2 separate regions of the Homo sapiens genome follow, and region 2 is linked to region 1. A link is a loop called in an ENCODE intact Hi-C map of the cell type or tissue named here. Cell type or tissue: ascending aorta. All regions are shown on one strand. Links, peaks and the distances in the headings refer to the core of each region. The heading gives the core; the rest is flanking DNA. Region 1 overlaps GPC6 (glypican 6). Region 2 overlaps GPC6 (glypican 6).

The links. A loop is a pair of places that touch in the nucleus more often than their neighbours do. Peaks named below come from ENCODE experiments on the same cell type or tissue, not always from the same donor. Only the 100,000 strongest peaks of a DNase experiment are listed, where the experiment ranks them.
Region 2: a loop joins it to region 1, with 2.9 times the contacts of the local background. A loop is called at or near these places in 2 of 110 quality-filtered maps.

The regions. Positions count from the first base shown.
Region 1 is chr13:94,321,772-94,338,230 of GRCh38, forward strand. The region is part of intron 6 of GPC6 (glypican 6); the gene reads left to right. Among named protein-coding and RNA genes, the nearest start is that of GPC6-AS1, 140 kb to the left of the region's middle. RefSeq lists an enhancer at 5,583-5,692. In ascending aorta, for the core only: no CTCF peak of the experiment used is centred there; a DNase peak (open chromatin) is centred at 8,210.
Region 2 is chr13:94,162,673-94,179,131 of GRCh38, forward strand. All of the region lies in intron 4 of GPC6 (glypican 6), which reads left to right. All of the region lies in intron 3 of GPC6-AS1 (GPC6 antisense RNA 1), which reads right to left. Among named protein-coding and RNA genes, the nearest start is that of GPC6-AS1, 17 kb to the right of the region's middle. In ascending aorta, for the core only: no CTCF peak of the experiment used is centred there; a DNase peak (open chromatin) is centred at 7,749.

The DNA.
Region 1 (16,459 bases), core at 4,943-12,942:
CCCCAGAGCTCCCCAGGCCTGAGCCTATGGACCCTAGGCACCACATAGTTTCACTCCAATACCTAAGCTCTTGGTGCTGCAAACTTCTCCAGAACCCTTACTGTTGGGCTTCTTTCATGAACTATTTTCACTAAAAGATGTCACCTATATCCGTAAACACTGACCTTCAGAGAGGCAAACTCAGGTACATCCTTTATTTTTTCTCCTTGCTGGCACCTAGAAAGATTCTCCTTCGTACATTACTTACCAACTGATATGGTTTTGCTGTATCTCCACCCAAATTTCATCTGAATTGTAGCTCCCATAATTCCCACGTGTTGTGGGAGGGACCCGGTGAGAGATAATTGAATCATGGGGGCAGTTTCCCCCATACTGTTCACGAGACTGTGAGGAAGTCTCATGAGATCTGATGGTTTTATAAGAGGTTTCCCCTTTTGCTTGGCTCACATTCTCTCTTGTCTGCCACCATGTAAGACATGTCTTTCACCTTCCACCATGATTGTGAGGCCTCCCCAGTCACGTGGAACTGTGAGTCCATTAAGCCTCTTTTTCTTTATAAATTACCCAGTCTCAGGTATGTCTTAGCAGCAGTGTGAAAGCAGACGACTACACCTACCCAGGCCAATCAGGCAGAGAAGAGGTACCAGGACTAGACAAATCCCTGGAATGCCTGGGGCAGGGGGAGTCTTTACAGAATACCTTTCATGGGCAGTGTGTCTCGTACAACTACTTAATCAATTGCTATTGTGGAATATTATGCTCCAGACTGCGGTGATTACTGTTTTCAGCCCAGTTAAAATATCCCTTTTATGGAATTTGCTTTATAATAATAGCAATAGTAATAAAAAATAGATTTTTAATTTAATAAAAATAGAAATTAAAAAATAAGAAAACAAAAATAATATGTGCATTCTATTTTTCTTAAAAGAAAAGCACTTTTTAGATGGAGATACAAAATTGGCCATATTTGTGGCAGCCTCAGGTGCTAGGCTCCACAAAAGCAGCAGGGTTGGTCACACGGTGCGGTTCTGCTGTGGGTTGCAGAACCAGAGTGAACTAAACTCTGAAATTGGCAGTTTCTCCTTCAGACCACCCAGAAGTCTGCCCAGGCCAAAACTCTGGACCTGATGGGCTAGTGAAGCATCTAGTATATAGCAGCTAGATAGACTGGTCTGGCACACATGTGTATTTTGTTTCATTTATTTATTCATGCATTTATTCCCTGCCTCAGACAGACAGGGAGCAAGTGAAGGTAGAGAGAGAAAAGAACAGCCTCATAAAACCTGCATCCATGTGGTCCAAATGAGGATGACGGGATTGCGAAAGAAGCCGGCTCCACACAGTCTAGGGATGTGGCTCCCTTAACTTCCTCTTCTCATCCCTCCCAACCCCTGAGCGGAGCCTGCCCCAGCCCACCAGATGCACAGCCCCTTTTAATTTGCACATGGCACAGCATAAATGCCAAATTCAAAGCTTTGCAAGCACACAAGCCAAGTTCAAAATCCTGACTATGTGATTGTGTGCTAATTACCTAATCTCATCTCATTTTCGGATCTGTAAAATCTTATTTGTAATGATGATAGAAGCCAATGTGCATAAAGCTCCTAGCTCAGCCATTGTCTGTACTCAGCCTAGATATTCTTAACACCAGTGATAATAATAGCAATAACAATCATAGATTAAGCTTAGCTGTTATTCTTATTAATCATATTAATAAATACAAAGTCAAATGCCACATATTCTCACTTCTAAATGGGAGCTAAATAACGTGTGCATATGGACATAAAGTGTGGAGTAATAGGCACTGGAGGGAAAGGGTAGGAGGGTGGGAGGGTGCCAAGAGATGAGAATATAATGGGTGCAATACAATGTACAATATTCATGGCATAATTACACTGAAAACCCAGATTTCATCACTATGCAATGTATTCATGTAACAAGATTGCACTTGAACCCTTTAAACTTATACAAATAGAAAAATCTCAAGAACATTTAAGTACAAAGATTTAAATTATTCGATAGGATTTCAAGTAGATTTTTTAAAAGATTTTTCATTTATTCAGTGACTCTTCAACTCAAAGCCTGTAGGTAAACACCCTTGCCCCAGCCCTAGTCTTTACAGGAAGTGGCTGATATGGCTTCCTGCTGCAGCATTTAAGATGAGCTAAAGCTACTAAATAAAGCTTTTCTCGGCACATTTAGGACTAGTCGCTGAGGACTAGAAGAGAACTGCAAGCTAATGCTGGCTTCCGGCATTGTTGTCGAATAAAGTTAACACTGGAGCTTCTCTCCAAGTTACAGCCACATAGCAAGATGACAATGAAAAGTCCCAGGGTGAACATTTGGGAAGCTGATAAGAGATTCAAGTTACATGAAGGTATTTGGGAAGGATGCAGCTAAATGGTGGATGAAAATAACCTAGAGGAATGATGGCACACAGAGAGGCAGGGGACCCATGGCCTCTCCAGTGACTGATTTCTGAGAGCAGCGTACATGCCTGTGGCCTCAGGTCACCACCGAGGACCATCTATGAAAGCCTTAAAAAAAAAAAAAAAAAAACTCAAGCCAGACAAGGTAGAAATACTGGTAGAGGACATGAAAACCCCAAAATAGGTGATTGAATTGAATGTGAAGGTGAACAGCATTTGAAATAGCCTTTTTAAAAAAACTCCCTTGAAGGTGAACACAGGGACAAGTTACCAACTGTAATTTAACTGTAAAATGATCAGCGCTTCGAGAGTAGGTTTGACTATGGGGAATGACAGCCACAAGAAGAATCTTGCAGCTATTTTTATCTTCCCTCATCTTGACACCTCCCCTTTTAAAAGAATAAGAGAAACAGAGGCACAAAGTTAAGACTTACGGCACAAAGATAGCAGATAAGAGGCACAGAGATAAGGGACTGAGGAACCAGAACAAGACCTGGGTTTTTTGTTTTTTTTTTTAATTTCTGTTCTAGATTTATGTCCACCCATTGTCCTATCTCAGAAAATGCAGCATAGTTCCAGATTGAAGCAGAATCTGTGTGGCAGCCTATAGTCGTTCACCAAATACTAATAAGGATACGCCACGTTTGTGACATGCGTGAGGATAGACAAAGGGTTTTCACATCCCATATCTCATTTGTAAAACTTGAAACAACTGGAACCAGCAATTTGATGTTTCTCTTGAAGAGACTCCCAGGGCCGAATGTTCTGTTCCCAGGGGCCTAACGTTAGAATCCTCGTGGTGTCTGTGATGTTTCTATTGCCGTCAAAGGTCAAACAAGAGGTGAACAGACATTTTAGGGATTTACTGCTATTTTGTCTCTTCTTTGTCGTCCACAGTACTTTCATAAGTGCCTCTGTTTGGGGAAAAGAAAAGGGAAGGAAGGGAGGAGAGGAGGGAGGGAGGGAGAAAGGAGGAAGAGGAGAAGAGAAGAAAGAAGAAAGATATGTTCCTTTCTGACACCAGGACTATTTTTAGTGCCCAGAGCAACTTCAGAGAATTCTATGATGAAGCCTGGAGAAGAACGCGGCTCACTCATTTGTGCTCACTCCAAGGGGAGTAAAGAAAGGAACTTGGTGAAAGGCAGGGCAGAGGGCAGTCAGTCTGGACGCCAGTAACTACTGTGTGTTCCCAGAACGTTAAATCAACTATGCATCTGAGTTTGCTTTTCATTAAATCACTGTTATATTCTCAAAGACTGCTGATCATGGGAATTTGGGATTCAAGGTCCTCATTTTATAAGCGCTTCCTATATACTAATAGTATAATATCAAGTAAATTATTTTCGGTTGAACTGATGATTAGGAGTAAAAGCTATGGCTCTATTGATTTAAAACAATAAGAAGCTTTCAGCATAAGTTATTTAAAAGGCTCATGGGAATTGTAAAAAGCCCTTCCAGGATTACTGGCTTTTGGTTAAAATCCCTATTACATATTTTTGTCTTCTGGGTTCAAATAATTGCATTTTCTTGGATTGAGGTCAGCTCCTTCCCAACCCTTTTGATCCGTGTGACCCGAAGAGCTCTTTGGTTTACCATGTTTGGCTTTGAGCTGACTCACGCCAAGGCTAAAAGCAAGATAACTTGTTTGGGTAAGCAGAGCAAGACGACAATGAGACCAGAGCCTGATCCTTAGAAGCTCTGACCATGACCTCCTTCCCTCAAAGACGCTCCTTCGTGGTGGTCACATGGGGAAGCCAGTAAGATAGCATCCAGCCAGGCATGCAGATTGACATTACTACCAGGGACAAGCAATTCCAAACATTTCCAGAATTTGCTCTACATTCAGGGATGCTTAGAGTTGGAAGGGATGTTAACATCCATCTCCATGCCCTCACTTTACCAGTGAGAACACTAGAATCCAGAAAGATGAAATAACTAAAATCACTTTGACTGTATTTATTTATATTTTCTTCCACTAAGATCAGGTATTTTTGGTATGCTTGTGCACACACACACACACACACACACACACACACAGGCACATATATTCCAAAATAGAGAATTATCTTACCTTATTTATCTTCCCTCATCTTGACTCCTCTCCTTTTAAAATAATAGGAGAAACAGAGGCACAAAGTTAAGATTTATGGCACAAGGACAGCATATCAGAAGTGCAGAGATAAGGAGCCAGAACAAGACCTAGGTTTTTTATTTCTGGAACAGAAATAAAATTATTTCACAAAATTATAATCACAAAGAAAAAAAGTAGAATCAGACTCCTTGGATCCACTGTCCACTTTCACAAACAGGATGGATCCTCTTTTCTGACAGACTTTATTTTCTTAGAACAGTTTTAGTTTCACATCAAAAGTCTGCCCCCACGTAAATACAGCCTCCCCAACCATCACAAGATGTTCGGTTTGTTACCATCAATAAACCTACATTGACTATCCTTTTCATCCAAACTCATTTAAAATTCACTGTTAAGAGGAATTCTATGGCCTACATGTTGTCACTTTGCAGTGAAAACACAGAAAATGTGCTGGAAACTTTAGTGAGTCCTTTAACCTTTCCTCTTTTAGTTAAATGGCGGGAAGCAACACAGTGAGTGAAAGTAAAGGAGATTTCGAAGAGTCTTTCCAGCTTGCAAACACGGGCACTCTGTGAGTAAGGAAAATTAAGTCAGAGTAACTTGTTCCCTCCTCCTATGAGACAATCTATTATAGAAATGCAAGCGTGGGAAAAGGAGGGTCTACCTCCAGCTCCCCCACTGGTATTTTATCAACAATAACGTTCTCAAGGGACTTTTACAGCTAAATATTTTGGTAGTTTAGCGTCTATCAGCACCAACATGAGACAGCAAATATTCTCAGGATACTTTTGGGACTCCCATATTCCAAGGCATAGAAAGGGGAATTTGTTATCTTTTTCTCCACATGTATGATTTCATGCATAATTTTAAAAATAAGGGCCACTGCCTTCTGCTGGAGCCTGGCTGTTCACGTAGCTGTAACGGTTTTACTAGTTGTGTGTTTGTAAAAGTGCTTTTCCCCCTCTGTGTCAGCAAACTGCATGGCGGACGGGGCTTGGAGACTTGGAATTTCGTGGAGATGATTAATTACAGAGCATCTCATTGCAGATGTTTTTCTCTTCTCCCTTTTGTGGGCCTTTTGCGTCTCTTTCCCAGCTCTTCTCTTCTTCTCTATCCTCTGCACCCACCATGTCCCCCATCTCTACCTCACAGCTGTGGCTTCTCTCAGGAAATGCTAGGCCACAACACAGGAAAAATGGTGTTTTCATATCACGGTTCGTTTACTGCAGTCAGAGCAAAAAACGACAGCAAAACATTCTAAAAATGCCAAGCACTTGGAGGAATGTCTGCTCACGAAACTGACACTTTACTCTGACCCAGGTCCCCTTTTCAAGAGTTTCACTTTTACAGTAACACTGAGGTGGTCACATTGACTAAAAATATAGATTCAAAAGTGAGTGGGTCGGAGTATTTTTGTGAGAGGTTTTTCGTCTTTGTTTTTTCACTTTATTAACAGGAAGTGTGATACCCAGTAAAAAAAATCACTGCCCCTTATAAAATGGAATCTAAGTGCAAAGAGTTTCACCTAGTTTTCTCTTTCCTTAAACAGCTTCAGTGCCTCCTTTTCTTAGGGCAGGAGTTTAGCTGAGAGATTTTCTAGGAGAGGAAACAGGGCCACATTGCACACCTGGAGATGGTAAACCTGCCTTCTTCATCCAAGCATGCTTCCTCCCCCTTCCCCTCCGATTTTGTTGGGAGAAAAAATAGGAAAGGGTGATCTTTCCTGCTTCCTGGAGATCGCCTACAAAGCCAACAGTAGAGAAGGATCTGTGGCTGTTGTCTCAAAGGATTCCTCTGCACATTAGACCAGCATTCGGAATATGTGGGACTCGGATCATTTACATGAGAAACTTATTAAAATACTGATTCCCAAGGGCCAACCCAGGGCCACACTAAGTCAGCCAGTGGGGTACAGGGGACAGCAAATCTGTATTTTTAACAAGTTCGCCTGTGATCCTGATAGATACCACCTCACATGCTAAGTGGACTGCTACTGCTTTGAGAACCTACCTTTTCCATCTTTCCATGCCCGATGCCAATGTGTTCAATGCATGTTTCTTGGAAGAATGACTACTCTTAATTAGACATGTAAAATGACTTCGTGGCTCCTACATGGAAGGATTCACCCTAAAGTGAGGTTTCCAGTGGAGAGAGGGAAAAGCCACACGAAGACTTCCTGGGGATGCTGGAACAAAGCTTTGCTTTCTGGCTGTTCTGTCGCTGTCCTGTCGTTGGTCTCACTCATGGCAGCTGCCGTCTGACATCACTGCTCTGTGTTTGTCAGGAGCAGACGTGAAGAGAGACCCCATCCACAGCCAGCAGCATGGCCCTGCCTCCTGCAAGTCTTTCTAGGAAGCAATTGTATATAAATTATAAACAAACAAATAATATTTCTGAACCTTATGTTAGTCACTGCACTGAGTATTTCAGGGAAAGGAAAGGGGGCTCATTCCAGTCTGTTGCTCCACGTCCGCTGGGGAAGTGGGCAGCCTGCTGTGGGAGGAGATGCTGGCTGGGGAGCCCCTGCATCACTATGTGACCTTCGACAGGTCACTGCCCATCACCAAGCCTTCGTTTGCTCATCGTTAAAACCAGGGGTGAACTGCAGAGGCCCTGCAGTCCCTTTGAGCGACAGGACTGTAAGCTTCTGTGTGAGTGTGAAATGTGTTTGCTGTGACCCCTCTGAACATTGACCAATGGGTCCCCATCAACTCTGGAGCTCCTGAGGAAGAACCCCGGGGGGGGCTGAAATGGAGTTGGTGAGATACTTCCCACTGACACTGGAGTTCTCAGCTTTATTTCCCTTTTGAAAGAGCTGGTTAGTATCTTTTAGAGTAAGATTTGTATTTCTTTCTTGCCCAAAATGGAGCCAGAGAGGGACAAAATAAAGAAACTAAAATGTCCTCAAGAATATCCAAAAAGAACAGAAGTGCAGGAAAATGATGCTTAAAATTTAAGCTCCTGAAAACATTTGGCAAAACGCTGGGTTCTCCCTGCATGTTCAACGTTAGGAATTTTCACATGAGTTCACAGTGTTCCCAGGGCCCACCGCACCCTGGGCCCCTCACATCTTCCACCTCGAAGGATGTCGTTCCCAGCAGCAGATCTGTGCCTCGCAGTACCGTCTGCAGCTGCCATTTGCTTAGTCTGGGAGATGTCCAATTCCTCCCTCAGAAGAGAATCACGCTTTCATTTTCCCTTTGAGGTAGCATGTCCCAAATTACACAGCCAAGGTCTTCATCCCAGGGGGGAGGTTTATTCTCCACAGGATCTGCAGACAGTGAGAAAATGCATCTGATCTTGAAAACTGTGGTTGAACAATTGTGTAAATGTAATTGAAATTCATGTTTTTCCAGATGAAAATGGACCTCCATTCACAACATGGGATTGAATGGGTTTAGGAGATTCAGAAAATCTTGGGTTGTCTGATAATTTCCCAATATTGCTTTACTTCTCCTCCTCCTCTTCCTCCTCCTCCTTCCTCCTACTCCTCCTCCTCCTCTTCTCTTACCTTGGTCCTATTTGGGACAAAAAAAAAATCCCTGGGTCAGAAATTTTACCCTTTCCCATAAACATGACTTTTTGAACCTCCCAAGAGGCAGAAACGAAGCCAAATGTGATTACTCAGCCTCTAAAGTTTCATCATGTAGTGATTCATCAAAGGAGCTGAAGGTACTGCGCATTGCTGAACTTGAATATGCCTTCTGAGAGGCTCCTACCATGTTGCTTTCATGAAGAAATAGTGATCCTTGAAAGGGAATTTCACACTGGAACAGAGCAACTGTGCTGCCTGCTTTCTCTGTGTTCCCTCGATCAGGACTGATAACTCCCTGCATAAGTTTAATCCCACCTTTCCTCTTCTTCTCTCTCTCACATTAGCAATTCTTATGGAAACGATGCAACCCTTGCCTATGTTATGCCTGCCTAGTAATAATTTTTAGGATCATTTTCAAAGATCCTGGGGCCAGCAAAATTTTTACCGTTTAAAGTCTGTTTGGCCACTGGCCAAGTGACCTTGGGCGAGTCAGTTAATTTCTCTGAGCCTCTAACTCAGGAACTCTCAGTCTTGACTGTACATGAAAATTACCTGGGAAACATTAAATACTGATGCCTGGGCCTCGTATTTAGAGATGTTGATCTGTTTGGCTTGGGACTGACCCAGCATCTGTATTTGGAAAGCTTCCTAAAGCATGTCCTTGGGGTGCAGCCAAGGTTGCTAGCCACTTCCCCAAGTCCTTGTTTATCAAAATGTGATTCCTAAACTGGCAGCATCAGTATCACCTGTTAAAAAAATGAAGAATCACAGGTCCTACCCCAGGCCTGCAGCATCAGAACCTGCATTTCAACAAGATCCCAGGTGATTCGTAGGTACATCATGCTAAGAGAAGCACAGCTCAAATCCTTGTCTGTTAAAGGTGGATGATAATAGTCAATATGCAATGAGCTCTGTGCTCCATGTTTTTCCCTGTGTAATCTCAAAAAGGTACAGAGGAGAAACTGCATATTCACCTATATATCTCTTGAGACCTTAGCCTATTTCAAAAAGCTCTGGATACGAGATCTAGTGGGTTTGTTGGGTTGATTGCTGTCCTTTTATGTGGTTTTCTTAAGAGGCTGATTGTTACATTGATATAACCATATAAGACTGTTCTACGAGTTTAGTATCTTCCTCTGATCTCAGAAATTGGGCCTCCCTCCAAATATTTAATAAAAAAATTTGCCTCCTTTTTCTATCACATTTTAGATTGATTTGGAGGGTGCTACATCAACTCTAACTGGCAGATTTAAGAAACTGTATGCAGTGATTTTTAGGATGGGGACTAGTACAATAGGTAAACCAGAGTTGGGGTCAGCTAGTCAGACAAGTTTCTTTGCAGCAATCAGCAAACTATGACCTACGGGCCGAGCCACCTATTTTAATAAATAAAGCTTTATTGGAACACAGCCCTGCTCATTCATTTAGATATTGTCTAATGCTGTACTGACAGTACAATAGCAGCACTTAGTCATCTCGATAGAGACCCTATGGTCTGCAAAGCCTAAAATAATACTACCTATCCTTTCAGAGAGGAAGTTTGCCCGTCCCTGATTTACAGCAACCCCTAAATGAGGCCAGGGTTGAGTGATTGCTGACCATCTGGGCCCATATTTTTAGTTGGTTCCATAGCCCAGTGTACACCCCTAATCCCAAGCAGATTTTAAGCAGCTGTGTGGTTACATGGAGTCAGGCAGAGGGCCCAGAACTGATCTATCTGCATTGTAGCCACAAATAAGAACAAAGAGAGGTTCATCCTTGTCCACGGACAGCAGCATTTGTCTGTCAAGTTGTTGGAAGTATTGCTTGAGTGTCCACCTAAAATGGACCCTTCATAAATTCATGCATTTCCAAATAGTATGAGAAAGGATCCTAGTATGAAAATTCTGAGTTAAACCTGGGAATACAAAGATTTTTAGGCAAGATGGAAAGCAAGGATCACTACTTAGGAAAAGTAAAAGGTGAATTAATTTGGGTACCAGTCTTTTTCAAGCAAGAGATTTCTTCCTCAGGGAAAGTTTTAAGCATTGGAATATAGATATTAAGCCAATTTTGGATTATATCAAAGAGTTCGTCAACTAAAAACATGTGCTCTTCTCTCTCTTTTTTTCTTCTCGTCAATAAGCGATGGAGAAATCTAAAGTCATGTAAGATTTTATTTCTGTTCTCCATCTGAGTCTCAGTCATTGCAAACTATGAGGCAGTAATGCTTTGTGCAACAGGAATTAAAGAAGGGAGAGGTGGATAAGAGCAGGCTGGAAGAATCTCCCCGAACAGGTTCTAGAAACTGGACATTCCTTTGACTATTACCCGATATTCAAAAATTTAATTTTTTCTTTTATAATTCTTTTGGGCCCCTTTTCTCATCCTTTTTTGGCTTTGGTTTCTTCCAATAAGTGCTTATGAGGCCAAGAAGTTGGTCACTGGGGGCTTTAACAAGGCCCATGGATGGCAGCTGGATTCAGCTGAACTGTAGTAATTAGCCATCACCTAATCTTATTCAAATGGTGCTCCTAGATCTGCAATGTGATAAATTGTGAAAGTTCCAAGTAGGGGGAATAAAAGAACAAAAGAAAGATACTAGCAGTCTTGGGTCTGACGGATTGCTCAAATTATATTCTTGCTGTTCCATTTTGCAAGTTTTTATCAAAATGGAAAATGCGAAGTCTTTGCCTAATGTCTCTGTACATAGTTTTTGTTGCCAGTTTATTCTCTCTGGTGTGGGGCTGGCTCAGCCGTTGGTCTCTGGCATGGAGATACCAAAATGCAGCTAATCTGCCTTCTGAGTAGAGCTCAAAACATGTGATTTAAAATCTTATGATAGTTTCATAGAAATAATAATGCCGTTGTGTCGAATTGTTGCAAGAAATAGATTATTTTCGAAAAGGTTTTTGTTTCCTGTAATGTTCTGGAATTTTTTATAAACAAAATCAGTTTGGTGGTTTTCACTGAATTGACCAGTAATGAGTTTTGCTATGAGCGAATTTGATGTCAGGAGATTGCAAGAGAAGTAACAGATGTGAGGATCTCTGTTTACAAGAAAGACACTTTTCTCTTTGGCCACTGCCTGTGAGTTATGAGAGAGGTTAACATTTTCTTTTCTCTGTATGTTTACATGAAGTTTCTGGAAATCATTGCGAGGATTCTGTACATGACAGGATTTTCCCAGGGGCGATAGATGAGGGATTTAGAGATGAAATTGGTCTGTGCATCAGGGATGGGAAAGGATTCCAGGGTCTTCATCTGCTTTATGAATTAATATCGGTATACATTACCCTCTTAATATAGTGCTGAGCCAGGAAGTCTTGTGAGCCACCTAAGTTAGCTGTGAAATACTCAGGGCGTCCCTTAATTTTTTACTATAAATTTCTTCCACTTCATTTCTAACTTTGAAGTTTTAGGTAAAGATAGTTTCTCAACTCATATTTTGCCCTTTTCCAGATTATGCATTAGATGCAGTCATGGCCATAAATCTCACTAATGGCCAGTGCTGTACGGCATCTTATGGTCAGCATCTGAGTGTGCAGGCTCTCTGTGCTAATCCTGGGATTCCAGTAAGTCATAAAAACAGCGGCTTAAGAAAGTTTGCATTTTTCCCCTCTTGTCAAACTAAGATAAACCCAATTTTAGAAGAGGTACAGTTCCTATCCCTTCCTGGTGAATCCTAAAAGGAAATCAATACATCAATGCATTGTCCTTTAGTTGCACTTTGTACATTTTCCTGAGAACTTATGGCCAAATTAGTAAATGAAATGTGTAAGACATTGGGCAGTTTTGCAATGCACTTCAAGTCATCTGTCTTAATCCCTGCAATAACCCTAAGAGTAGGGCATTCTCTGTCTTGCTAGTCAGGAAACTGAGGTCCATGGAAGCTAAGTATGTTTCCCTGGGATTGCACAACTAAGTAGCAGAGGTAGGATTCAAGTTCGGATCCTCTGACTCCAATTACCATTCCCTTTCCACTGCAACAGGCTGCTCATGTGTAGGGGAGCATGCAATGAAGATAGCCAGTGAAGCTGAGTCCAAATGCATGATGGAGAAGCCTGTGCAACTATTAGGATGGAGAAACTATTAAGATGGTGGGAAAGGAGAATGGGTGTACAGAGAGCAGAGAAGGAGAGAGAAAGGTCATTTTAAAAAAATGAAATGACAACTTTGAGTCAAGCCCCTTATAGAAGAGCTCACCCTCTTTCTGTTTTCTGATGCTCCCCACATTGCCTTTATCAAGATTTGGAAAGATATATTGAAACTTGGAAGGTATAGGGTATCTTCTGTAGTTCCCTCTATATTGTTTTATTACCTAGAAAGAGCCAGAGGGTGAATATGTTAGACTTTGCAACCCAGTGGTCTCTGTCACAGCCATTCAACTCTGACATTTTTATCTTGAACGCAGCCATGGACAATGCATAAACACATGAGCATGGCTGTGCTTCACTAACGTTTATTTACAAAGCAGCAGCCAGCTGGAGACCACTGTTTGCTGGCTCCTGCCTTAAAACAGTGACTTCCAACCTCAGCTGTACATTACAACCACCTGGGGAACAGCAGAAAATACCAGTGCCCCCTGATTCTTCTCTACAATAACCAAATCTTTCTAAAGTAGAGTGCAGGTATCAATATAGATGTTTAAAGCATGCCATGAAATTCTAGTGTAAAAGTAAGATGGAGGACCACTGTCCTAGATTCTGAAACAGTGGCCTTCTCATTATGGTTCCTGGGACAACAGCATCAGCATTCCCTGGCAACTTGTTAGACATCGAGTTCTCAAGCCCCATTCCAGACCTACGGAAACTGAAACTCCAAGTGGGGCCCCAAAATTGTGTTAACAAGCCCTCCAGGTGGTGCCAAAGCACAACCCAGTTTGAGAAGCACAAGTCTGGGACCTAGAAAATAAGGATTCAGCCCCAGAGCCCTTGCTTGAGTGTCTTCCTGAGCACATCAGGCGTAATGTTCTAGAGCCAGCCCTGGACCTTCCATCGGAAATCCAGCTTTAAGCTCTGCCCTTTACTTCCCCTCCCTAAGCCCCAGAGTCTTCATCTATAAAAAGAGTAATATTAATAGTTATACCTAATTTATAGCTAATTGATGGTGATTGGGTGATTAAAGGTATGTGAAGGCAGTCAAACTATTAGACACCATGCAAATGCAACTATTTATTGTGATTGTAACTAACCCTTCAGAGGTAGAAGTACATGCAGTTATTACTCATGGGCTTGGTCCATGACTCTCAGTCCAGGAGTGTGCTGCGGCCCAAAGGGTTACTACTAAGCATAATCTAGAAAGTACTTAAGAGTGAGTTGTCTTATCCTTACCAAAACCATGGTGGTTCTGGCCCTCTGGAGGGCAACAACGCTATAAAGGGAAGAAAACAGGATCAGAAAGAAGTCCCTATGGAGATAAGGTGATAGAGAGGATACTACCATATGAAAGCAGGAAAAAGCCTTTCAAATTAAGGTGGATAGGATATGCTGAATGTCCACAAACCCTTATAGGAAGTAGACAAAGTAAACCATGTATCCTCCTGGGATCTTTTTCCAGGAGTCTCCGAGCCACACTGGGTGGTACACCTTGATATATAATCCTTGCCAAGAAGTAGTATCAGGTACAATCACAAACATATTCAAAAAGGTCCAGAGACCTTTACGAATAACACACATAATTTGTTCCTTAGACAATCTGGGACACTTCAGAGGCAAATTTACAGTCTTTTAGGTTTGACATCTAGTAGGATAAATAGTTGCCATAAAATGTCCCTTAAACACTGTTTTAGAATGAATATACAATCCTGAAAGAATCAGGATCTAACAAACAGTGGGTTGATTCTTGAGTTCTTGTGAGAAGAAAACCAAGACACTTTGCAAGCTATCTGTTGTTTTATATGTGTGTGGATTTGAACTGCATGTTTCTGAAATAATAAAGACCTTTTGGGAATCAACTATCTTATAGAGACTCCAGAGTTATTATCTGAACTTTAGGGAGAACATCCATGCCAAAATCAGCACCATCTGTTAAATTCCCTCATCGTTCTCTTCCTGTCTTACTGAAAGACCCTGCTCTCTTCACTGTTGTTGTGATTTTTTTTTTTTTTTTTCCTTCTTGTTTGGTCATCTGCAGCATAAAGGGTGTAGAGAGGAGAGTCAGAGAGAAGTGTGTCAATCTTTACTTGGACAGAAGCCCAGGAAGTATTAGTTAGACATTTTCTTATGTAGATTGGAGAGTCATTTTTGTGAGTAAAATGCCCTGCAAAGCATTTTGCTGGTAGATGCTCGGAAAATGTTGAGGCAGGTTAAAATGAGCCATGACACACCCGAGCCGCAGGTGTAGCATTTAGAGTCCAGTGAGGGGGGATTACCTCCTGTTCTCCTGCTAGCTTTGCTGAAATTGTTTAATCCCAAAGGATAAATCCAGGCTGCTTTTCTCAGGGCCATATAACTGCCTTAGTACATAGAGCTGTTGAAATATGAACCAAGCAGGGTGTGAACTAGCTCAAAATATGCTGATTTCCAGATGTTCTTTGATTCTGTCAAACACTGATTGCCCCCAAAGACCATCCTGAGTTGTGGCTGCCAGTGATTCCTCATGTTTCTTTCCATGATCAAGGCAATAATTTTAAAGCCCCGTAGTCTTTCTTATGAGCCTGTGTCTGGGTCTTGTCTAGGTCATATTTTACTTCTCAGTATGAAAATGCAGAGTCTCACTGGATTGCGCTGTAAAATATCTGCACGTCGGTAGCGGTTTTTTAATTTGTTGCTCTTCCCAGGATGGAGAACCTTTCTGAATTATGAACGAAGGGTTGGTGCTCAATATAGTGACCTTCCGTGAAAGAGAGGTTGTGGAATATCTGCTTTCTCTGCAACAACAACAACAACAACAAAAGAAAGGAAAAAACAAGGAAAGTAAATGTGAGCATGTTTTAGGGAAAGTAATCAAAATCCAAAATCATTGAATTTATGTTTACAGAAGGAAAAAAAAATCATTTGCGAAGCAGACTTATCACTCACACTATTATTGCATTCCAAAACTTCATTCTCTTAAGAATTAAAAAAATAAATAAATCCAGAGTGTGAATATATTGGGGATCAAAAATGCTAATGCTTCTAGGAGGTTCTTTTGAATTTGTTTTATGATATCTCAGTAAAATAAAGGCTTATAGAAACCCTTCTAACTGGTGGGTTAAATGTCTACCACTAGAAAGGAGATACCACAAGGAGGAAAGAATTTTTACACCTCCTTCTACTTTCACCCTGTTCAGAGACAAATCTGTGGCCACCAGCCTCAGCATCCCCTGAGCCTTTGAACCAACACATTTGCCCTCATTTCTTATGAGGAGAAATGATACAGAACTCTTTGGAGAGAACTCTTCAGAAGACCTGGATCTGGGTTCACATGGGGGCTTTGACTCATTGGCAGGGATTTTCATGTATTGAAGCCTTGATATTCTCATCTGTAGGATGCAGTAAATAGCGCCTGATGAGGAAAGGGCCATCGTCAAATAAAAATATAAATTTTATTTCATCTAAATTCACAACCTGGTTAGGGGTGAGGGCAGAGTCAGGACTTGGAGCTGCCAGGGCTAGTAACATAGATAGTACATTTAATTCATGATATACATTTTTTTTCTTTTTTTTTTCCTTTTTTGAGGTGGAGTCTCCCTCTTTCACCCAGGCTGGAGTGCAGTGGCGCAATCTCAGCTCACCACAACCTCCACCTCCTGGGTTCAAGCGATTCTCCTGCCTCAGCCTCCCAAGTAGCTGGGATTACAGGTGTGCACCACCACATCTGGCTAATTTTTGTATTTTAGGCAGAGACAGTGTTTCATCATGTTGGCCAGGCTGGTCTTGATCTCCCGACCTCAAGTGATCTACCTGTCTTGGCCTCCCAAAGTGCTGGGATTACAGGCGTAATTCATGATATACTTAAAAAGGTAGTTAGCTGTGTTTTTCAAAGTAATCAGATCTACATTTAAATAATAATATCCAACGGGAGAAGACACAGAAAGCCCTCAGAACTGGGCCTAGTACACAGTGAGGCACCTGTGAACATTCACACCCATTTTCCCTCCTCTTCACGCCTGTGCCATCTGCCAAGTCCTCCATCTCATGAAACACCTGAGGCATTCCATGACCTTCGAGGGCACACGCTAAGTTTGGACAAAGGCAATTCGCACACGTTAAGAAGACTTTCTGCCCTAGTGATTGCTGCTGCATCCTTTCACTTGTCTCTGCATTGCAGTGGATTTCTTTCCGTGAGCATTGTGATTGAGGTTCTTCCTTAGCAACAATCGTTTTAAAAAATAGAAATCACACTTAGATGGTAAATTCTCTCTTTTGGGTCACAGATGTGGGAGATAATCACAGCCTCTTCCAGGGATTACTAATTAGTCAATTCCTAGTAATCTCCAGG
Region 2 (16,459 bases), core at 3,485-11,484, 160 kb before region 1:
GTTAGGAAACTTAAGAATTTAGGAATTTGGGTCAAATTTTTTTCTCCTACATCTGTTATCTAGTTTTTTTTCTTCTGCATTTTCAGTTAGACAGCTGGACATTGAGCATATATATGTTGTGATTCTTCATTTGTTCAGGAAGTAGTTCATTTTATGGATAGTTTAAGTAAGTTAAATTCAGTATTAAAACCACTCATATTTAATTTTCTTTAATGACACCATGGACATGGACAATAAGGGTTACATGTTGGGGTACAGAGACCAGAGTCGTCCAAGAAATAGCCTCTTTCACCTTTGGTTGTTTCTCTCAGGATAGAAATAGCTCACCATGAAGCTTATTTCTGGAGTGAGAATTTTTTAAAACCTTTTATTTTCTTCCAAATAAATTTAAGATGATCTGAATCATTATTTTTCTCACCATCTATTTATGACTTAACTAAAGCTACTGTATATAAAATATTGTGCCAGTATTGATGGGAGACATCAGTTTTCTTTTGTGCTAACCACTTTTTTGTTAATTTTTATTATGGGAATTTTTAATCATATGCAAAAATAGGTGGAACAGTATCTGGCGAACTCCTATTTTCTTATTATCCTGTTTTGATAATTATCTACAGTCGTGCTGGCCAGTTTTGTTTCATCTCCATCCCCCTACTTCCTTCCACCTCCACCTCCCTTGACTCCCTGTAGGATTTTTTTCAAGCAAGTCTCAGACATTATATCATTTTTCCCCTAAATTCTCATGTATGTATCTCCAAGAAATAGAAACTCTTTTTAAAAAAACAATAACCAAAATACCATCATCACATCTTTAAAACATTTTTAAAAATAATCCCTTAGTCAAATCCACAATAAGTGTTCAAATTTTATGGGAGGTATTTTTAAAAGGTAGCTTTATTCCCTATACTTGACTTGATAATCTAGTTCAGAGGGATGAGAATTACATTCACAAAAGGATTAGAAAAGTTATATTCCAATCAAGCACTAGATTGCCAAGTAGCAATGCAACTGCTCTGCAAGGTCACTGAAGGGCTGGGTGGTTCAAGAGAGCCCTTGGAGAAAATGGCAGGACTACAGTGCAACTTCACACCGAGCCTTGGAAAGGCATTGCATAATCTTAATTTTCTTAAAATTGGAGGCAGGATTTAGGACACTTGGAAAGGCATTACATAATCTTAATTTTCTTAAAACTAGAGGCAGGACTTAGGACAATCAGATACAGTATAGATGACTAGATAAAAATGAGAATAAATATGCAGTGTGTAGAGGGTGTTGGGAGAGTGATCTGACCAGTGATTGAGTGTGAAGCAATTACAGTACTTAAATTTGCAAGAAAGATATTAACTCTTATCTATGAGATGCCACATGAAAAGCAGAGAAACAAAGAAGAAAAATAAAGCACTTACAAGACTTTAGATCACTGACCACCTGGTTGGAGCCTTAACTTCATCACATACCAACATGTGAACTTGAAAAAACAGCTTGACAACTTTGAATACTCGTTTTATATTATCTATAAAACTGTATCTATTGAAATAATGTCATTAGTCCTGTGTTACTTACATAGCACATTCCCAGTAATAAGCTACTTAATATTGGGATACAACTTTGTAGTTTGCACATTACTTCCAGACTCATCACCTTTATTTTTTTTCTTTGTACCCAGCGAGGTAGATCTCATTATCCCAATTTCCAAATGAGAAAACTCAGGCCTCAAGAGTGATTTGTCACTGTCACATACAAGTTATAATTGAAAGGTATTGTTATTGTTATTCTTGTATGATTAAGCAAACAGTCTAGAGAAAGCAAAATACTGACATACATCTCTGGATAGAAGACTTTCCACAATGTGAAAGTGTAACAAGCAGTAAAGAACCACGTGAAAGTCACATCCAGTTAAATTTTCTGATTCAGGGTTTTAAAATGGCTATTAGTGCAAAATAAATCTTACAGTCCTTATACTGAGATCTTCCTCTTCCTGGGATAATAATTGGGATGATTTCTACAGTGATAGAGCGGATAACAGGGATAGAATAACTTAAAGAATCTCATCATAACTATTATCTCTCACTCTGCTACCTATGGACAGGGCAAAATTCCTCCAAATGAAGTGAAAATAAATTGATTTTTTTTTTACAAAATAAACTAACTAGGGATTTCTGGAAATATAGTGAAACATAGAATTTAGTAGCATTTAATAATTCTATTTTAATATAGATAGGATTTAGAGTTTAAATAAATTAACACCATTGCCATTCTGTTCTTCAAAGTTGTATTCATGAAAACTAATACTAGCACTATGGAACAGAGTGTGGAGATTTTTTAAAGAACTAAAAGTAGAACTACCATTCAATCCAGCATCCCCACTCCTGGGTATCTTCCCAGAGGAAAAAAAGTCACTATACAAAAAAGATAGCTGCACATACATGTTTATAGCAGCACAATTCACAATTGCAAAAATATGGAACCAGCCCAAATGCCTATCAGTCAACGAGTGGATAAAGAAATTGTGATATATGTATGTGTGTGTGTGTGTATATATATATAATGGAATACTATTCATATATATATGTATACATATATGTATACATATATATATACACATATATATATATATATACATAATGGAATACTATTCAGCCATAAAAAGGAATGAATATGGCATTTGCAGTAACCCTGATGGAATTGGAGACTATTATTCTAAGTGAAGTAACTCAGGAATGGAAAACCAAACATCGTATGTTCTCACTTGTAAGTGGGAGCTAAGCTATGAGGATGCAAAAGCATAAGAATGACACGATGGACTTTGGGGACTCAGGGGAAATGGTGGGAGGGGGTGAGGGATAAAAGACTACAAATTGAGTTCACTACATACCGCTTAGGTGATGGGTGCACCAAAATCCCACAAATCACCACTAAAGAACTTACTCATATAACCAAATACCACCTCTTCCCCAAAAATCTATGGAAATAAAAATTTTTTTTAAATTATATCCATGAATGCTTTTGGGTCTTGCTAGGTATGCTATAGTGCTACAAAGCTAGCATTTATCACTATTTTTACAAAACTAAACTCCAATTATTTGTACTTTAACAATAGTTTCTTTGACCAAAATTATATATTAGATCAGAATAATATGATTCTGTTGCAGGGGGATAATAGCTACTTGCTTGATCAAATCATCTTCTATTCTTATTTTCTCCCATAGGGTATAATTGACCTCCTAATAGTAAATTTACAAATACATATTTTGTGTATATGAATTTATTTATTTATACATACAGAAGAGCTTTCAGGAAGAAAATTTTTCATGTATTCCCAAGTATAAGCTTTAAAAAGTAGGGCACGTTAAATTTCTTCTGCTAATTGATTCTTGGCTACGTTGTACTCTATGATCTATGCAAGCAAAATTGATGTGAATGTGAGACCTCCCTGTCGATAATGGGATCCCTACCTGACTCCTAGCACTGGATAATGGAGGAGCCCTTGGTTATCGTCATCCCATGTCGAACTTTGTGATTTCACACTTCATAATGCAAGAGTATTACTTTAAAATGCATTAAACTTCTAAAGATAGCAAATAGCCTTTTGGATAATGCATTTTAAATAGACTCTAAATTCAGAATTTTAAAAAATGTTCGTATTGTAAGACATCATAATAGCTCTTATATCGCATCCTGTTGCTATGCCCTACTCTCTTTTCCTAGGCTTTGCCTTCTTCCTCAGAAGATAGCCTGTCGTTGCAAACCCATTCATGTTGCAACCTGAGCCTGAATTCCACTCTCCATAATAGGCCTGCGCCTCATCCTTTTTCATTTTTAGAAGTCATCTCTCTGTCAGTAGAACTGATTGGGTATTGTTTAATATGGAGAGGTCTTATAAATAGCTTTCCTGGCTAAAAATTGAACATAGAGATTTCAAATCAGCCCCCTCCCCCTGCACCATACATTATAGCTATCTGTTTTGTAATCTTTTTTATTAGAGAAGATGACAGCACATCCTGACATAAATCATCACTCATAATAATACAATACATATTTTAATCTCCTCAGAAGCATTAAGCTGTAGTACACTGTTGTCAAAGAATGCTGACATCCAAAGGACTCATAATAAATATTTGAAACCTGAAAACATTTAGTTTTAAATTTTCATCAAATATGTATTTAGTCCAAATACATTAAAATTCCATAACCAAGTTTAAGAACTTAATTATGAATTACCTACAATGATCAAAGTTATTTTGGTAAAGTTGATTTCTCAGCTTCAAGTGCTAAATGGAATAAAATGAGCATGGACTTAATAGAATAATAAATTAAATAATCATCCATTTGGAAGTTGCTATCTACTTCTTCATAAAATCTAGATTTCATCTCTTTATCGAGAGTTAGGTAAAATTAGACTCTAGATGTTTTTTCCATTTATATTATCAGCCAGCCAAATTTTAAATGGTGCATAGTTAATAATGTTATGGAAGTTTGAAGTCTTTCCAAATTTGGTTCATTTAATTTCTGACAACTTATGGTCCAAAGTATTTAGAATAAAGAATAGAAATATTTGGAATATTGCCTGGTTGCTTATAGGAGAAAAGCTGTTCTTGTGTAGTCATAACAGTGTTAAGGGGTGAACAGAGAGAGAGAGTGCAAGAGGGCGTGTCCCAAGTTAAGGTCCCTCTGAATGAAATTTCTGATTTTATTTTAGCTAAATGATTAACTAAAGATGGACGAGAAGATTCTTCAAAATCTCCTTTTTCACCCTACCTCATTATGTTTAAATGGTCATCTAAGAAATTATGGATACTATATTTAAATTCATGAGAACTAGATATCAGTGCTTTTAAACAATGTCTTCATTTTTCAAGCTACATTACAGCAAGGAGAATGAAAAGGAATGTGGAATAGGAGAGAGTTGAGGACAAAAGAGTGTATGGAAGGAGAAGGGTAGGAATTTTCTAGACAAACAAATGTGGAGGGAAGGGAGAGTGTTCCAGGCAGAAGGAACAGCACGTGCAATCATGGAAATATGAGAAGGGCTGGAAGATTTGAGGAGCTGCAAGTCTTGCTAGAGCAAAATAGCGGGTATGAGGGAAGAGGAAGAGGAAGGTAACAGAAGACTATCTGTCATATTTAAAGGGCTTTGTAAACTACAGAGGAGTTCTATATCTTAAGTCTTATAAACAGGAAATACCCATTCAAAATTTGAGTGAAGAAGTTGACTAATAATAGTAATGCCAATTGCTTATTCAATACCTTTTATTTTACTGTCAGTTGTTATCTATTCCATAACAGTTTTATTTATTCTCACTATATCATAGGTTACACATAAAATGCTTATATAATATTTAGCTATAGTAAGTGTTTGTACATAAATTATCTTCCAGCCTTACAGCAACTTGCGAGATAGGCATTATCATCACTGGTTGTCATAGGATGTTCAGAAGATTAAGTGATTTGACCAAGACAACTCAGCCAGTAAATGACAGAGCCAAACGTTGTACTTGGGTCCCTCTGGCTCCAAAACCTGCCCTCTTTACATTCTATGACAACGTCATTCTTGCATTCTATAAACATATATTGTGCCCCTTCTGTGATACTGGATGGAGGCTTATCACTCTCTGCTATCTCGGAGATTCTATTTGGCTGTCTTTAGGTCAGCGTGCTCACGCATAGATTTGTTGGCTGTTAAAGCAGGGAGAAGACAGCTTGAGGGAAACAGTCCAGGTGGGGGTGGAGCCCGTAATGTTGGGGGCCAGGGAGGAGACCATAAATGAAACAATATCATCATTCCCCTAATAACATTTTTATGTCTTCCAAGTAGTGCTAAGTTCCCAGCATATTCTGGACCTACCTAATAAGTAAATCTTTTCGGGCCAGAGCCACATTATGACTTTCATGGGCCCTGGGCACTTTTGCCTTCATGGGCACCTTCCTCCATGAAAGAAAAAAGTATATATATTTATTATATTTTATCTACATATTTATTTATATGTCCATATATTATAAATACATATTTGTATATGCATTTATATATTTATAAATATATATAAAATATATATTATATATAATTATATTTTACAACTGAATTGGAGTAAAGGCGAATATAGATGGGATTCATGATTTTACATTAATTATTATATTCATTTTTTATTCTGATTTTAAAAGATTAAAGTGAAAACACTTTCGTGGGCCCTGGGTGCTGTGGGTAAGTAGGCCCTGGTGAAGACTGGAATGTTATGTGTCTCCATATGGTAAAATAATGCAAAGTTAATGCCGGAAGGCATTACCCTCCGTGGGCGTGGGGATAGAAGTTGGACCAGGGTAAGTTCCACTTATGACAACAGTTTCGTAAGAGGCTTAGGCAAGTGGGAGCCGCTATTAAGGAAGGCAGACTTTAAATTATTACACAATTAAATTGTAGTTTTGTCTTTCATGAAGGCTTGAGCAAGTTTACCTTTTTGACAAGCTTATTTACTACAGGATAGGAAACAACGTTTGCAATATCACTTTTAAAAGAAAAGCAACAGCTTTCAAGAAATGATTTCCTCTGTTGATGCAGTTGCAATAATTTTCAATATCTCATTTGTGGTGCAGAAAAATGAAATACCTCAGCCTTGGAAAATGAACGCAGAGTGAGATCACAAATTGATCTTGGCAGGAAAGAGGCAGGCAAAGGATTTTAAATACTTTAAAGTACTCTGCACCTCCAAAACACTGTCACTCTGAAAGTACAGTAATCAGGGGTGGTATTTAGAATGCCGAAAGATATACAAGAGATGGAGAAAGCCAATACTAAAATCTTAAAATACTAGAACTCAGAGGGTTAGAGGGTTAACTTCTGGAAGATTAAAAGGACAGTTATTGTGTCTCTGTGAATACTTAATAAGGCCAGAAAACATACCGAGCCAGAAATAAACAGATGCAAAGAGCATAGAGATGTGACTGACTCTTCCACAACAAATTACAAAGGCATATTAGAAAGCACTGCTACAAAGGAATGAATCCTTTGTATCCCTTGCGGGATCCTGAGAAACATGCCATTGGGAGAGTGGTTGATTGGGCTAAGGGTCCTGGTTTTTGAATCAGATTCACACTCCCTGGAGATCCACAGAGAACGTCACAGAGAGAACACGTGGCTGCAGGAGCCTTATGTGCTGAGCCCACTTTGATGTTGCTGGAGAGTCCTACTCCAGCATCTTCCTATTTTCTCAGTTCCAGAGAAAATGAAAAAAAATGAACTTTTGCTTTAGAGTGAAGGGAAGTTGGATGAGAAGTGAAGACTGGAAGTTGGGCAGGCGGGACCTCTGGGGATGAACTTTCACCTGTCACAGTTTCAACTTATTTTGTGGCACAGAGTTGATTAAAAGAGCTTTCCTTTGGCACTGCTACTGTTGGAGGCAAGAAAAGGAAATGCTAATTTCTGGAAACTAGAATTGCTGCCCCTAAAAGCACAAGAAATAATGAGTGCTCTGAAAGAAAACACAGACAGGCACGTGATCCTCAACCAGAAAGCAACACACAAGCAATGGCATCAGCAGTTATTGAAATCCTAGCCTCTTTTTCTGATGCCAAGGAAGAGCAGATAAAAATCAACCTATGTTCCTTGGATGGAAATCAAATTCTCATGCTTGATGGTTTTCACCACTAATTTCATTGAAATGGCCCCGTGCTAACTTGGGCTTTCTGAAAGTATTCATGCCAGTAACTCAGCCTCCGAAGGGTGCCAGAGGGACTGAGCTGGTTGGGCTGAGTGGTGAGGTTGTGAGGTGGCTGCTGGCTGCCTGGCAGTCTCAGAGCCCAGTAGCCGCTGTGTGCTGGCCATTGGGGAGAGATTCTGATGGTGACATACTGAGAGTGATTAAATCTGTTTGGAAAGTTAGCCAGAAGGCAGAGAAATTGAAAAGGGAATGTAGTTCATTCCTTTTGGGCACTGACTTTTCCCCATAAGTATTAACTCTTTGCTATCCTCAAAATCAGACTGGATTTTCACGTTTTCAAATTTGAAACTCATGGAAAATGCCAGACTGAAAACTATCAAAGTGTTTGCAAATGCTGAAGAGAATGGGAATAAAGCCATGAGAGTTTTCAGTAAATTGAATTTGCTTAGGTAGATTGTAACAACTCTCTTGTGAGGGCATTTGAGCCATCATGTTTAATTTGGGCCATTTAACAAAGATCCTGGGAGTGGAGAATTGAAAAGAGTGGGACTTACAGGCTTTCTCTGGGATTGTGTTGTTTTCTGCCTACTCCATGTCCAGAGTGCGAGGAAATAAATCTAGGATGTTCTTAATGTTTGGAGGCTCAGTTTCTTAAGACGTTGGCTCTTTAGTTGCTTATTTGTGTAGTCCCTGTGAAAATAAGTGTGCCTTTTTAATTTAGCTGAGTGTTATTTCATTGTCTTTGATTCTTTTCACCTGAGTATGGTTGGGTTTGCAGAAGCCCAAGTGTACAACCTGTTAGCCTCTTTGGTCATGCAGAAAGGCCCTTCACCACCATTGGGACCTAACAGTACTGATTCTGCTACTGAAGTACTGATTCTGCTACTGATGGTCTCAATAAATCAGTAAGACTGAATTTCTCATCCTATAGCAAATTTACCCTTACACGCAAGACCATTGAAAACACAGCCAGCGCAACATAGATTTTAGACCTACTTTTTATGGTATGTTTATGTCATTTATTTTACCTCTGTTTTCTGGATGTTCTCAAATGAAACATTAGGAGACTTTTCAGGAAAAACAGAAGGCTGTTACATTTTGACTATGAGAACACCTGGGAAGAGTAAGGGTGCATAAGCGAAGCAGCTTATTAAGTGCTTCAGTAAAAGTAAGGGAACTAATTTGTCACACTGCATGACATTCAAAAGAACAAATGCCTCCTAGACTAAAATGCTAAGGAAGGGAACTCTAGGGAGAATGGAAAATTCCAAAGTATATTCATGATAAGAGATGCCTGAATTGTAAAAAGGGATTTTGCTAGGGGGTAAAACCAAGACATTTGTCCTTTCCCTGCATTTTAGTTGTTACCAGCTTGAGTTTCTTGAGGCCCTAGTTTATCATCTCAGATTTCCTAACACTTTTCATGGCATGTAGCTGCAGATTAGTATGAAAAGCACAACTGCGTGCTTCAGTGAGCCTCTACTTGATTCTTAAAATGACAGTGATCTGGAAGGAAGGAATCCCCTCTGTTACCCCAAAGTGCAAAAACCATGAAACTACAAAGTCCCGTGGCAGAAGCTCCATATGGAAGGTGTACTAGCTGTACAGGAGTGAAGCCCATAAACAATTGTGTTAAGTGCTGAAAACGTGGAATTGATGAGCATTTTCAATTTTTTTTTAGGAGGCCAGGTATTTGGATGAATAGTTTGGAAAGACAGTGAGCATTGTTTAAATGCCCCCCAAATTGCACACACAGAGTCCTAGCAGCAGCAACTTGCCCTCAGGCACAGGGGCAATGATTAAAGAAGGTTTTCTTAGATTGTAGTGTTATGGAATCATTATAATCAAATCTACCTGAGGAACCTACCCACCAGAAGACAAAAAAAACAAGTAAGATATCACTGAAATCTTTTTTTTTTCCCAAATAAAAATGCGTATCTCATAGATTCCATATGGTGAGAAGGGAGATGATTTGAGAGATTATCTCAATAGTACATATTAACTGCTCTTACGAGATGATCGAGTGATCTTATTCAGTATATTATTAAATTTCTCTATCTGTAAAATATAATTAATAGCTTACCATTTTCATGGTAATGTTTAAAGATAATGAAAAAATGATAATCACAAAATGTTTTCAGATACTCTAAAGCAGAGGTCAACAAATTATAGCCATCAGCTAAATTCTGCCTGATACTTGCTTTGGTAAATAAAGTTTTCTTGAAACTCAGCCATACTTATTCATTAACATATTCTCTATGGGTCCTTTCCCAAGAGCTGAGTGCTTGTGACATAGAACATGTGTCCCACAAAACAGAAAATATTGCTCTCTGGCTCTTTACATTAAAATGTCAATAAATCTTGCTTTTAGGAAAAACCATCTTAGTTTTAGAAGCTGAACAAATGGACTTATGTACACTCTTACATAAATGACCAAGTTACGTGCATTTCTAAGCCTCTTAACATATATATAGGCCTACGGAGCTCTTAATCAAGGCATGAGAGACAGTATGTTCAGGCAAAAAGGCTTGAGCTGAGTAAAGTTCAGATAGACACTGCCAATGACTGTTCCTGGGCAATGGTCTGATAGAGGCTGTCAACTCATAGTATCTATAAGGGGCACACATGAGTACGGAGCAGTGGTTGAGAAGGACTTGACCTTGGTTAGAGGATAAGCTCTCATTAGCCAACAATGAGATGTGTTGACTAGAAAAACAAATTCTGAGACTGCACCAATATCTTGAATGAGGAAAGGGATACTTCAGCTTCATTCTGTGCAGATCAGTCCACAACTGGAAGACTTTGTTTAGTTTTCTGCCCCCACATTTTTAAGGAATGAAAGACTGTTGAAGCTCATGGAAACTGAAGAGAGTGACCAGGTCTGGCTGGGGACTTGAAACTACACTATATAAAGAATGGCACAAGAAATTGCTATGTTTGACTCAAGAAAAGAAGACTCAGGGGTACACACAAGCCATGTTCAAATATTTGAAGAGCTTACTATTCAGCATAGCTCTTTGGTACAGTTCGAACCAAGGATAAGATGGCTTCCTGGTTAGGACGTGTACAGATGGAGTTGGTGGTCACAGGAGTTTAGAATGTTGTGGAGATGATTCAAGTATCAGTTGGGTGGTTGGATTGGTGACTTCGAGAATTCCTTCAAACCCTAAAATATTTGATTCTGTGAAAAAGATGACCTCAAGGGAGCACTTACAAGTGTTTTCCAAGCTGATTCATTCCCAGACATGTTGGTATAAAGGAGAGGTAGTGATTTTCCAGTTCTAGAAATATAAATATTTAGGTTTCAGTGTATGCCCAAGCTAGCACACCTCAAGGTGGAGCCCGAACTCAAGTTGAGATTTTGAGAACATCACTAGTTCCAGTCACTTATTTTTCTATTTGAACTGAGATTTAAAAGCATGTTTTGATTCCCCATCTGAATATCCTGCTTCTTCTACAGGCTGTTGATAAGCTGAGGGAAACTTAGAAAGCTCATGTACTTTCTGTTGCTCTCTTCTATCTGTAACAAATGTTTAGTAGTTTTCCAATTACTGCAGCAATGTTAAGAGGATCTGTGGTAACGTAATTGCAAAGTGCTCAGGAATTCTTTAAAGGAAGCAGGCTTAATCTTTGATTATCATCTTGATTACCAACTATGGCAATAGCCTACTCCATTGATATCTTCTTATTACTTTTCATTTTTGCTAATAAAAGAGGCTACTAGTTACATATGATTTTAGCTCTCTGGAAATAAGTGACAAAAATGAATAAATCATGTACTACTGTAGGTTGGCAGGCAGGGCACAAGATTACTAAATTTTGCACCATGAAAAAGAGAAAGCTAGAAAGAAATCAATCTTTGGCAAAGCTTGAGTAATCCATCCAATGCAATTCAAATGCATGGGTTAGTGAACCTCTGTGCAAGAGTTCTTATAACCTAGTTAGGTTTAATTAGGACACAGGGACAACCAAAAGGGGAAAAAATAAGAATGTTGAACAGCAGCCAAGTGAATTTTAGAATAATGAAGAAATATCAAATAGGGTAAATCAATGGAGTTAGAGGACACAATGGGGAAATGAAAAACATTCAAAGATAAATTAATGTAGGCCCAAGGGTTATGCAAGCAATTTACTATAAATATACTAGGGAAAAGAGACAGATGTAGGTGAACAAGGAAGCACAAAATTGGTAATACATTGTTATAAGTAAGAAATGGCATAAAACAAATGGTGTGGCAAAGCAGAAGGTCAGTGAACAAGAAAGAAAAGCATGTAAGAAAAAAATACAGACATTCTTTTGTAGATGACATGCTATTTAGCAAAAGTTTGTGCTATCTCATCAAGCACTATAATGTCCTTGTAAATGTCATGTAAAGTAAATTTGGCCAGGCTTATTTACAGTTATGAAAACTGAGCCTCAACTTCTTCCAAAGTCACGGAAAACAGCAGGTTTTTACCTTTCAACCATATATGGAGAGTTTCAGCCAATATGCCCATTTTAGAGCCAGAAAATTCATGATTCCATTAATTTTTTAATTTACCTATAAAAAAGTAAAGTGCACTAATCTCATGTGTGCAGCTCAATTGACTTTTATGTATGAGTACAGGTTCCTGTAGCTATCTCTGAGATCAAGATACAGAGCATCTCCAGGATCCCTGAAGTTTGCCTTGTGTCTTTCTTGGTGTGTATCTCCCAAATATCACCACTCTTCAGATTTCTAACACCATCAATTTTGCCTGTTCTGGAACTTCTTATAAATGAAATTATACAGTATGTACATTTTTCTGTCTGGCTTCTTTCACTCAACATCATATCCATGAGATTCATCTCATGTTCTTGCCTGTACCAGCAGTCTATTATTAGTCATTGCCTCTATTGCAGGACTGGCAAACTTTTTCCATAAAGGGTCAGGTGGTAAATATGTTAGGCTTTGTGGATAATATGCTCTCTGTTGCAACTACACAATTCTGCCTTTGTAGCACAATAGCAGCCATCCACAATGTGTCAATGATTGAGTATAGCAGCTCTGTTCCAACAAATGTTACTTACTAGGATTTAGTCTTTGGACCATACTTTGCCAATTCCTACTCTATGGTGTTCGTTGTAGGAATACATTACTATTTATCCATTTTCTTGTTGAGGAACATTTGGAGTGTTTTAGTCATTTGCTAAAAAGACTGGGTCATGGAATTTGTATTATGGTATTACCAGGTCATGGAATTGGTATTCTGATTGGGTTTAATAAATACTGTCAAACAGCTTTCCAAAGTGGTTGAACCAATTTATACTCCCAGCAATGGAGTATGAGAGTCTAGATGTACTGCTTCTTTGCTAATATTTAGTATAGCTGGTCTTTTTAATTTTAATTATTCTGCATCTGTCTAAAGGATTCTCTGTATGGTTTTAATTTATATTTCCTTGATAAGCATGATATTGAGCATCTTTCATATATATAAGCATATATACATATATTTAAAGTTATATATATCTTTTATATAAATATATACATGTGTATATATAAAAGTATATGTACATATTTATATAAAAGATGTTTATACTTTATTTATATACATATATATATATTTTCCCAAAAGGGAGTATCCAAATGAGCCATATATATATATATATATAGAGAGAGAGAGAGAGAGAGAGAGAGAGAGAGAGAGAGCGAGCTTGTCCAATGGAGAATTTTTTAATTCACCACTTTTAAATGAGCTATTCATTTTATTATTGATTTGCAGAGGTTCTTTATATATCCTGGAAATAAGCTCCTTATATATATTGCACGTATCTCCTCCCAGTTAATATTTCATTCCTAAGACAAGATAAGCAATTAATCTCATAATTTTTTTTCAATAAGACCCTTTCATTTCATCATTGAAATCAGCACTGAGTGGGTTGTAGCATTAACTAGGACATAAGAAAAACATCTCAGAAGTCCAGGAGCCTGTGGAAAGATCAGTACATTCGAAGACGTGGAATAGGATCCCTTCTCTCCTGAGACTATGGTGATCTTTTATACCTCTAAAGGGAGGCAGAGCATCAGGTTCTCGAAGGAACAGTAACCTTCAGGGAGGAAGGTGAAAGGAACTCATAGACATAGCAGAACCGATATTTGGAACTACATCCCCAAAGCAAAGCCTTTCCTAACTCATTCACCATTCCAACTTCCCTGTGCTAAGCATGGAGGGAAACGAGTGACCTTGATATTGTTATTTATAATCTTCTTTTCAAAAAGAAGCCAATACACATGAACCTCGTTTTTAAATGCCTGGCAGATACCCTGGAACAAGCCAAGAATGTTGTTCAGAATTCTATGTTCTGTGCTACACATTCTCTCTTTAGCTATGTATTCTCCTTCTATTAAGTTATTGCAACATAAAGGTGATTTATTAAGATGAGAAGCAGACATTGCTAAAACAGGAAGAAAAGCAAAAAAGAAATAAATGTTTCCTCAGAACCCACAAAGGAGAACAGATGTCAGCAGAAGCAGATGTATGCTTCTCCGGGGTGAAAGAAAGAATCCTTAATGCAATCAGAATCCCTGTAACATAAGTAACCAAGAAAGTAGAACATCGAAAACTTCACAGAACTTCCGCATGTGATGTTATGCATCCATAAGTACTACCCTAAGCGCACAAACTACCAATGACAAATGCTTTAAAACTATTTTTAAAAGACAGAAAAATGAGAATAAACTTGCAAATATAAGGTTATATGTATCCTCTTTTTAGAATTAGAAACCCATTCAGAAGATTTGCCTTGAGGAAGAAGTTATCAATTCTGTATCCTATTTAACTCAATCAGCTAAATAGCTAATGTCTGCTCTTGACCCACATGTGACAGGATGAATGTTTAATTTCTTCCCAAATTTCAACATGTAAGAGAACACGATGTAAATTTTTTAGGTAAACATCATGAGAAAAGTGACTGAATGAAATAACCAAAGTGTTTTCTTCTAAACCACAATGTCAGGATATCAACATTTAAAAAATGTAAAACTTCTATGTGTCAACCACCAAGATAAAGATACTGGGAAAATATTTGCAGCAAATATGACTTTTAAAAGCATGATACGTTAATTATATAAAAAGCTCCTACATATTGATTTTTCACAATGAGCCCTTTAACAGACAAGTTTTCAACAGTCTTGAACTAACAATTTAGGAAAAAAGTAAAGAGAGTTAGCAAACATCAAAGTAATGTTAAACTTACTAAAAAAAAACAAGATATATCAATTGTCACCAATCAAATTAGCAAATAGTTTTGAAATAAATAATAGGCATGGTGATGCCTGATAAAGATGAAATATGCACAAGCAATTTCATATGTTTGGACTATACATCATATAAGGCCTTCGGGAAGCATTAAGAATATTAATAATATTTATATGTTTTAACATAGCATTTTTAGTTATTTCAATATAATCTCCAGAAATAATCATATAAGTTGACAGTATTTTTAAATAGGTCATAATTTCCAATGACAAAACTAATAATAAACCACATGACCAAGTATAAAGACAACTTAATCATTGTCATCTTCCTCTGAATACATATTTGTCCTTAATTTTAAAAAAATACTTTTTATATTCTATCTGTCCAAATTTTCATGTTTTTTTCTTCCAAATCTCTGTCTTTTGGTCTGTTAGTTAGAAATTCTTTAAAAGCATGTATCATTCTTTTTCAGTGGCCTTTTAATTTTTTTTTTTGAGATGGAGTCTCAGTCTGTCGCCCAGGCTGGAGTGCAGTGGTGCGATCTCAACTCACTGCAACCTCCGCCTCCTGGGTTCAAGCGATTCTCCTGCCTCAGCCTCCCAAGTAGCTACCATGCCCTGCTAATTTTTGTATTTTTGTAGAAATGGGGTTTCACTATGTTGGCCAGGTTGCTCTTGAACTCCTGACTTTGTGATCTGCCCACCTTGGCCTCCCAAAGTGCTGGGATTACAGGCATGAGCCATCGCACCCGGCTGGTCTTTAAATATTTTATCTTGTCCTCCTATCTCTCATTATCATTCAACTATAGAGGCATAATAATATAAAGTATGGCAAATCCATTCAATGAGAAGTGGCTATATAAATTGTATGCAAACCATAAAAAATGATTATGTGTAATATTAAACAGTGATTTCAACAATATCATTAAATGCCTATGCATAGAAGAAGAAGCTAAAAGGAAATACACTAGACTACACCCAATTATTGTGTTTCACTCATGGGACAGTGGGTTTTGTTTTTCTTTCTTCCTTTGAATATTCAAAACTTTTCACATTTCCTTTAATAGGATGTACTTTCTCCAGAATGAAAATGCAAATCATTAAAGTAATTGCTCTCTTCTTCAAAAGATCACTTTACTCACAACCCTCTTTTAAGATTTTTTTTAAGAGTTTCTAGTTTCCTTCCCAACAACTCTGATCAGCAGTTCTCAGAGTCCCACTGTTTACATTCATTCTCTTGTTGTATTGCAGCCAAGCAAATATTTGGTCTGTGCAGCCAGCAGAAAGGTGAGAGCAGATGAGATGATGAATCTAAACGGTTGGATGTTATGAGTCCTCCTGCCTTGTTAGGAGGTACAGGCACCCAGTACATCAGCTAAGCACTTTTCAAGTAGCAAACACTTGGCTGGAGCTCAGCCCTCCTTCTGCTTATTTGCTACTGAGTTCCCCCTTTCTTGATCTTGAAGCCTGTTACAAGATACACGCGGTCTAGATTTTTATCTCATTCCTGTTTCAGGCTTTGAATCTGGCTCAGATCGTCTCGTTTCTGTGGAAACCCCATGGTTGGTAGGCACAAATGACCTTGTCCTG